Regions from separate parts of the Homo sapiens genome. Here region 2 is linked to region 1. Evidence: chromatin contacts called from ENCODE Hi-C or POLR2A ChIA-PET data. All regions are on one chromosome and are shown on one strand. The core of a region is the stretch at or near the end of the contact, and the rest is flanking DNA. Distances in the headings are between cores, read along the strand shown.

Region 1 (4,395 bases), core at 485-2,984:
GGAGGCTGAGGTGGGCAGATCACTTGAGGTCAGGAGTTTGAGGCCAGCCTGGCCAACATGGTGAAACCCCATCTCTACTAAAAATACAAAAATTAGCCAGGCATCATGGCGCATATCACTCATTCTAGCTACTCGGGAGGTTGAGGCACGAGAATCACTTGAACCCAGGAGGCAGAGGTTGCAGTGAGCTGAGATCACACCACTGCACTCCAGCCCGGGCGACAGAGCAAGACCCTATCTCAAAAAACAAACAAACAAGAGACAGAGACCAGAGGTCTCTGAGATGGGGTCCGTACGAAAGATACCACTACGTTGTCCAGGCTGGTCTCAAACTTCTAGGCTCAAGTGATTCTCCTGCCTCAGGCTTCCAGAGTGCTGAGATTACAGGTGTGAGCCACTGCACCCAGCCTGTTTCTCTTTTTCTTTTCTTTTTTTGAGACGGAGTTTCACTCTGTCACCCAGGCTGGAGTGCAGTGGCACGATCTCTGCTCACTGCAACCTCCACCTCCCAGGTTCAAGCAATTCTCTGCCTCATCCTCCCGAGTAGCTGGGATTACAGGCACCTGCCACCACGCCTGGCTAATTTTTTGTATTTTTAGTAGAGGCGGGGTTTCACCATCTTGGCCAGGCTGAACTTAAATTCCTGACCTCGAGATCCACCCGCCTCAGCCTCCCAAAGTGCTGGGATTACAAGCGTGAGCCACCACACCCAGCCCTGTTTCTCTTTTTAACTCATCTTTTTGTTGACCAACTTTTCCTTTAATCCCAAATTGCTCGGGATTTATCATGAGCCGCCTAAGAAGACATGGAGTTGGAAGTGGAGACCCAGAGTGGTGCATGGAAGCTGGTTGTCACCAGGATCTGTTCACGCTCAGGTGAAAGGCCCTCATCACACCAAACAGAAGCAGGCAGGATCAGAACACACAGCTGGTGAAACCCTCACGGGCCCTGGAGGAGGCCCAGATGCCCTGGCCCACTTCATAAGGCCTCAAACAGAAACGCCAAAGCCAGGGCAAACATCACTGGTACACAGCTCACTCAGAGAACCTGCAAGGACCACCCTGGAGCTGTTGTTTAAATCTTAAAAAGAGAAGAAGAAACAGGAATTGAAAAACAGGTTTTCTTTCCTAATCTGATACCCTAAACCCCATTCCTCCTACACACACACGCACACACCTATAAACATAGCCACAGACATCTCTACACACACACCCTGAAACCCACCTACACACACAACCCTATACAAAACTCTTAGCATATGCCCCACACACTCCTAGAAATGCGCGCGCACACACACACACGCAGTAGGGGCTCCCGTCTTAGATATTTTTAGAGAAAGCAATTTCATTGGGGTCTTTCCAGTGGAGCTCAAATTTCATTTCTCCATTTGGGAAAATCACATTTTCAAAATAGCTTTCTTTTTTTTTTTTTTTTGAGACAGTCTCGCTCTGTCACCCAGGCTGGAGTGCAGTGATGCAATCTCAGCTCACTGCAACCTCTGCCTCCCGGGTTTAAGTGATTCTCCTGCCTCAGCCTCCTGAGTAGCTGGGACCACAGGCGTGCGTCATCAAGCCTGGCTCATTTTTTTGTGTGTGTTTTTAGTAGAGTCGGTGTTTCACCGTGTTAGCCAGGATGGTCTTGATCTCCTGACCTCGTGATCCACCCGTCTCAGCCTCCCAAAGTGCTGGGATTACAGGCGTGAGCCACCGCGCCCGGTCAAGAGTAGCTTTTATGCAATAGTTGGAAGCCGTGAGAATTGGCCAAGTCAGCCCCAGCACGGTTTTCCCCATGGTTTTCTTATTAACACCTTCCTTCTCTTGCAAATACCCACTGAGCTGGTTTTTCAAAAGCAGAAACCACTGACCCACTCACTGGTCTCCTTTGATACTTAGAGGTTAACGATTACTAAAAATATACATATTGATTCCAACTGCCAAGCTTCCCAGGCCTTTTCAGGATGTCCATCTTGCTGAGATCTGGCACCATTACTTACCACTTTTATGAGGAGGAAACCAACATTTAACCAAACTATTACCAGGCTTGCTGAAGTTCCTCCTGATCAGTCAGTTACAAACACACAAAATAACTAGATACTTGGTTGCCTGAGAGGCAGAAGGTGAATGGGCAATGCAGCCTGTTGGTGAAACACGGTCTTTTTTGCTCTATTAGAATCATGAGACCGGGCGCGGTGGCTCACGCCTGTAATCCCAGCACTTTGGGAGGCCACAGCAGGTGGATCACCTGAGGTCGGGAGTTTGAGACCAGCCTGGCCAACATGGAGAAACCCCACCTCTACTAAAAACACAAAAATTAGCCAGACATGGTGGCGGGCGCCTGTAATTCCAGCTACTTGGGAGGCTGAGGTGCAAGAATCGCTTGAACCAGGGAGGCGGAGGTTGCATTGAGCCGAGATTGTGCCACTGCACTCCAGCCTGGGCGACAGAGCAAGAGACCCTGTCTGAAAAAAAAGAAAGAAAGAAAGAGAGAAAGAAAGAGAGAAAGAGAGAAAGAGAAAGAGAAAGAAAGAAAGAAAGAAAGGAAAGAAAGAAAGAGAAAGAAAGAAAAGAAAGAAAGAAAGAAAGGAAGGAAGGAAGGAAGGAAGGAAGGAAGGAAGGAAGGAAGAAAGAAAGAAAGAAAGAAAGAAAGAAAGAAAGAAAGAAAGAAAGAAAGAAAGAAAGAAAGAAAGAAAGAAGCAGCATGATTCAGGCCGGGCACGATGGCTCACACCTGTAATCGCAGCAGGATTTGTTGAGCCTAGTAGTTCAAGAGCAGCCTGGGCGATAAAGTGAGACCTCTGTCCCTACAAAAAAAAAAAAAAAACTAACCAAGCATGGTAGTACTTGCCTATGGTCCCAGCTATTGGAGAGGCTGATGTGGCTGAGGCAGGAGGATCACTTGATCCCAGGAGGTTGAGGCTGCAGTGAGCCATGATCATACCACTGCACTCCAGCCTGGGCAGCAGAGCAAGATCCTGTCTCAAAAAAGCAATAAACAATAAATAAACGGGCAGGGTGGCTGTAGTCCCAGCTACTTGGGAAGCTGAGGCAGGAGGATCACTTGAGCCTGTGAGGTTAAGTCTACAGTGAGCCATGATCAAACCACTGTAATCCAGCCTGAGCAACAGAGTGAGACCCGTCAAAAAAAAGAAAAGTAAAGAGAGAAAGAGAGAAAGAGACAGAGAGGGAGAGAGAGAGAGAAAGAGAGAGAGAGAGAGAGGAAGGAAGGAAGGAAGGAAGGAAGGAAGGAAGGAAGGAAAGAAGGGAGGAAGGAAAGATTTAAACCATTCTAGAAGGGAAGTTCCCCTCTCCTGAACAGAATGCAAATCTTTGCCCATCCTTGCCCTGGAAGGAGAGCAGCCAACTTTTCTGCTGCTAAGAACTGCCATTAATGGGCTGGCCTCCTCTGAGTCAGCAGGGTGCTGAGTGCTTGACTTGAGCATCTCATGCAGAAGTTCTTACCTGGGGTCCACCCTCAAAGATACACGCACAGAATTCATGGGGTGCTTGAACTTGGATGAGGGGGTGGAAATTACATCTTTATTTTCAATAACTTCTACTTGAAATTTAGCGTTTCCATTATGAACATAGTCAACAAGCCATCACATTGTTATGACTTTATGACTCTGTCCCCAACAGAAATTCCAGATATTTTCCTATCACACGAGAATTGTTACAGAGATCTCCAGATATCTCCAGATATTTCTCAGTACTTTTGAATTAAGGCACTGACCCAACCTGCTGCCATTTGATGTCAAAGAAAAAAGTGCTTACAGCCAGGCGTGGTGGCTCACACCTGTAATCCCAGCATTTTAGGAGGCCGAGGCAGGTGGATCACCTGAGGTCAGGAGTTCCAGACCACCCTGGCCAACATGGTGAAACCCCGTCTCTATTAAAAACACAAAAATTAGCTGGGCATGGTAGCACACGCCTGTAATCCCAGCTACTCGGGAGGCTGAGGCAGGAGAATCGCTCGAACCCAGGAGGCGGAGGTTGCAGTGAGCATTGTGAAGGGAATGAAGATACCTCACATCCCAAAACGGAAACCCAGGGGATGGACCAGTGTTTGCAGAGGAAGTTCCAGCCCTCTCTCTACTCCCATTCCTTGGGCAGCTCCCACCATGTCTGGGTCTTCCCTCTGCCTCTGTTGAAGCCCCTAAATGTGGACCCCAGGGCAACTGTGAGACCCAAGGGGACCCCTGAACACTAGAGGGTGGCAGTAGGACTCCTTTGTGCCCCCCAACAATGTACGTGAGCCTGCAGATCTGGAACAGTGGGGAACGTGCGCCTCAGTATGCACCCCCGCCTCCATCTATGAACATGCAACTAGCTCACTCTCACCAGACAGCTGCAAGAGAGCAGGGATTCCTAAACCCTGGATGGAGTCAGAGTGACAGTC
Region 2 (4,395 bases), core at 700-3,199, 73 kb after region 1:
ACGTCTGGCCATCTGATGTCTCCTTTAACTAGGACATCAGCTCCTAGAGGGCAGGGACTGATCTGTCGTCTACCACTGTCCCCATACCCGGGCAACACCTGGCACGTAGCATGATTTTAGTGAGCAGCTACTGAGTGTAAGGGGTAACGTACAAATAGTTGAGCTGTCTTGGGGCCCTGCCTGGGGCTCAGATTAAAAATCAGCTTAGTCGGCTGGGCGTGGTGGCTCACGCCTGTAATCCCAGTACTTTGGGAGGACGAGGCTGGCGGATCACCTGTGGTCGCCAGGTCCGAGACCAGCCTGACCAACATGGAGAAACCCTGTCTCTACTAAAAATACAAAATTAGCCGGGCATGGTAGCGCATGTCTGTAATCCCAGCTACTCCGGAGGCTGAGGCAGAAGAACTACTTGAGCCCAGGAGGTGGAGGTTGCAGTGAGCCGAGATCGCACCATCACACTCCAGCCTGGGCAACAAGAGCGAAACTCTGTCTCAAAAAAAAAAAAAAAAAAAAAATCAGCTCAGTTTTAGTAAGAGCTCGCCACGCAGGTGCCCTCACCACCTGCCAGGCCCTCTGCCATCTGGTTTTCCTACTGAACCCTCCCCGACCAGGTGTTTTCCAGATGGAGAAACAGGCCCTACCTGCCTTGCTCGGGGGTGTGCAGCCATTTCAGGGCACAGCTGGCCGCTGGGAGAACCAGGACTCAAACCTGGCTCTACGCCGGCACTCACCTCGTCGATCTCACACTGGACCACGGACTCCACGGAGGGGTGCTTCACCACCTCCCGCAGGACACCTCCATCTCCGCCCCCGATGATCAGCACCTGGGAGGAGGGGGCAGTCAAGGCAGGGGCCCTGGCAGGACTGGGAGCCCCCAGGCCCCTGAAGCAGACCCCCTGACCCCTCGGACCCACGGGCCTCATCTTTTTCTACCCTCGGAAACGCTTTCGTGCCGGTGTCCCCTTTCCTGGAAGTTCCTTCCAGGGCTGCCCTAGGATTCCGAGGCCGCGTCAGTGTCGGCCCCCACCCCTCCGCGGGACGCCCCTGGCCTCGCTAGCACTTTCTCTGACAACCATGCAGGCAGCATCTGGGAAGAGCCCGGAGCACACCTGGGGCCGCCCCTCGTCCGGCACTGTTCCAGGGGACACTGGGGTACCTTTCGCGGGTTGGGGTGGCTGCAGAGAGGCAGGTTGGCGATCATCTCCTGGTAGGAGAACTCGTCTCTCTCCGTGCACTGGATGACACCGTCCAACACCAGCACGTTGCCATAGGTCTTACTGCGGGCGGAGTGACAGTCGGGGACCTGGGTTCTCTGGGGTGGGGAAAACGTACCCCAAGCCGCCCTGGGTGAGGAGGGTCTCCCCATCCCGCCTAGGGGTCCCAGGGATGAGGAGCGATGGTGACACGTGGCGAGGAACGGCAGGCGGGCCGCCGGGTGGAGGCCGGGGTGGGACCCGGGGTCTCCTCGGGCTCTGACGTGTCCTGAGGGCTGACACGTGGAGCGGGGCGCAGACTCCGACTCCCCCACCCAAGAGGCCAGCCCGCAGTCCCAGCCCCAGCCCAGGGAGGCGGTGTGAGGGGTGGCGAGGGGGCCAGGGCAGGACGAGGTCCAGCCCGCTTGGGTCCCGGCGTGGAGAGGCCCGTGAGGCGGGCAGCAGGCGGCCCGGGCTGAGCCTAGGGGGCAGGCGCCTGCGGGCAGCGGCGGTACCTGCGGAAGACGAGGATGTCCTGGTAGCGCGAGCGCCGGTGGTGGAGCAGCTGCTCCACCTGCAGTGACAGGGCCTGGCCGGGCCACAGGCTGCAGGTCTCGCGGAACCAGCCCTCGCGGATGGCGGCGGGGCCGGAGGCGGCGGGGCCGTCGGGGCCGGGCTCCATGGCGGGCGGGCGGGCGGCGCGGGGCGCGGGCCCGGGACTGCAGGCCGCGCGGCGCCGCAGCACAACGGGACCAGCTCCGCCCGCCGCCCGCGCCGCAACCTAACCCGGGCGCGGGGCGGGGCCTGCCGGCGGGGGCGGAGCCCGCGCTCGCCAATGGCAAAGCGGCCTCGCCTGGCGCTCATTGGCCACCGGCTCGCAGAGCGGCGCAGAGTGGCTGTGGCGCGCCGTCCGTCGGCGGCAGCAGGGTAGTGCGGCCCGCTCCAGGGGCCACGTGGGGCCCGGCCGGGGCCGGGCGGCCGGGTCGGGTTCCGGGGCGGGCTGGGCCGGCGGAAGGGGTCCGGGTCCTTCCTCCGCCCCAAGCAGCCGGGGCGGTGCACCACCGGCCCCCGCTTCCTTCTCGGGGTTGGGAGGCACCGAGGGCCTCGAGGGGCTGCGGGACTCGGGCTTGGTGTGGAGGGCAAGAGCGCTGCGACGTGCGGACTGGAGAGTCAGCCTTTGGGCTGGAGACACGGGAGCGGGTGGCTACAGTGGTTTACGTTGTTGCACGGGGCGAGTAGAACGTATCCTTCTTTGCGTCCAAAATCTGGTTCCTTGTTGGATTTGAACAGATTATGTGGCTCGTCGGGGCGAACCGAGGGTTTTTATTTACTTGGAAAGAATCATCACAGCCCGCGAATTCACAAGCTGGATTTAGCCATTTTCCCTTAGATTCTGCGCCATGAGCCTATAGGCTGTTGAATACGAGAGAAGTGCTTTTCTAAACGAGTTTCTAAATTTACCAGCAGTGTCCAGGAAGAGGCCCAGAACATACATATTCAGCACCAGAAAAGACTGGCACGCAATTTTTCTTGACAAACTGGGTCTTGCTCTTTGAAGGGTGGGTGGGAATGTGCTGTTTTTATGAGAATGTCAAAGAACTTCTCAGAATCACATTAAGCATGCTAATTACCAAATATTAAATGCTAATTGTTCCACACGCAGTTCGAATGCCAAGGAAGGAAGATGAAACTAGTATAAGCTACTCTTGACATTATGTCAGGGATGGTTTTGACACGTTTTGCAGCCTCCACCTGGAGGTGGGGAACGTTTCCTGTGTCGTCCCCAGAGCAGAGTAACAGCGTTGTTTATGGGTGAGAGCAAGCCTCAAGCCTAGGCAACAATGTGCCTTGCTTGCTTTTAAGCTCCTTCTAAAGGGGAGGTAAACCAAGACCGCTAAAGAATTGCTAGGTGCCTGGGCGTGATGGTTCACCCCGGTAATCCCAGCACTGTGGGAGGCGGAGGCGGAGGCGGGCGGATCACGAGGTCAAGAGATCAAGACGATCCTGGCCAACATGGTGAAACCCCGTCTGTACTAAAAATACAAAAATTAGCTGGGCATGGTAGTGCGCGCCTGCAGTCCCAGCTACTCGGGAGGCTGAGGCAGGAGAATCGCTTGAACCCGGGAGTTGGAGGTTGCAGTGAGCTGAGATTGCGCCACTGCACTCTAGCCTGGGCAACGATAGTGAAACTCCGTCTCAAAAAAAAAAAAAAAAAATTGCTAGGCAGCTGGGCACAGGGGCTCAGGCTGATAATACTAGAATTTTGGGAGGCCGAGGCAGGAGGACCGCTTGAGCCCAGGAGTTCGAGACCAGCCTGGGCAACATAGCAAGACTGTCTCTAAAAAATAAAAAACATTGCTAGGCAACAGCTTCCATGGACTTGTTCCAGGAACGAAGATTATTCTTGAAATGTCCACGTAGTGGATAAGACAGAGTCAATCAGTGTGTCCAGTGCTACAGGCTTGATTGGGTTCAATCCTGTACTTGGGTCAAGGTGTTTGCCTACATTGCCTGTACTTCCTCCAAGACATTTCTGCCTCTGGGTTGTAACTGCCCGTGTACTTGTCTGTGTTCCCTAAGCCAGATCATAAGCTCTGAAGCTGAGGATGGTGGCTGTAGATGGCAGTACTTGTCTGTGTTCCCTGAGCCAGATCATAAGCTCTGAAGCTGAGGATGGTGGCCGTAGATGACAGGCCTGGATGCAGCCAGGTGCCTTGTGGATCAGCTTGCTTTTAGGTGGTGAAGGACTGACCATAGACAGTGGCCCTGGCATTCCAGGACACTGCATGGGGGAAAGTGGAGGGCCAGGTCCATCCCATCCCCTCTATAAGCTGGACAAAGCTGCTCCAGCATGTGGGTCCTCACATGAAAAAGGCCACATTGACATCCTTTGTCCTCCTGTAGAGGGAGTGAAACTGAGAGGCCTCAGCCTCAAGCAGGCACAGAACTTGAGACCTCTCGGCCAGAGTGTACAGACATTGCACAAACCTTCCAAGTTCAGAGAAGACAAAAGCCCTGAGTAAATTACAGACAAAAAAGCCCCCAAATATACAGCACTGTGAATCCAGAAATGCCACCTGACTTCAGGTCACAAGGAAGAAAAACTGATTTTGCCAGAAGTAGCCATTATTGCACAGCCCAGTTATAATCACAACTGACGTTAAAGTCAGGCCAGATGACCACAGAAGTCTACAGAAAAAAA

What was found. Hi-C counts contacts between places; a loop is a spot of excess contacts on that map. ChIA-PET counts read pairs that join two places held with the same protein, here RNA polymerase II (POLR2A). Pooled maps may share reads with other maps.
Region 2: a pooled map shows a loop between it and region 1 (5-fold over the local background). The contact joins the promoter of SRM here to the enhancer-like site in region 1. A Hi-C loop is called at or near these places in 1 of 37 single-sample maps with no recorded cell type and 3 of 50 pooled maps. POLR2A ChIA-PET finds 5 or more read pairs at or near these places in 4 of 52 experiments (GM10248, HEK293T, RWPE1 and 1 more).

What each region holds. Positions count from the first base shown.
Region 1 is chr1:10,984,842-10,989,236 of GRCh38, forward strand. No RefSeq gene overlaps it. Among named protein-coding and RNA genes, the nearest start is that of CIROZ, 5.0 kb to the left of the region's middle. Within about 2 kb of position 1,735, at least 2 of the 41 ENCODE cell types and tissues checked have a DNase peak (open chromatin) inside an H3K27ac peak, as active enhancers do.
Region 2 is chr1:11,058,069-11,062,463 of GRCh38, forward strand. SRM (spermidine synthase) reads right to left here and starts at 1,950. Exons shown (of 8, transcript NM_003132.3): 1 at 1,709-1,950; 2 at 1,157-1,277; 3 at 732-824. The coding sequence starts at 1,875. RefSeq lists silencers at 1,470-1,659, 1,870-2,399.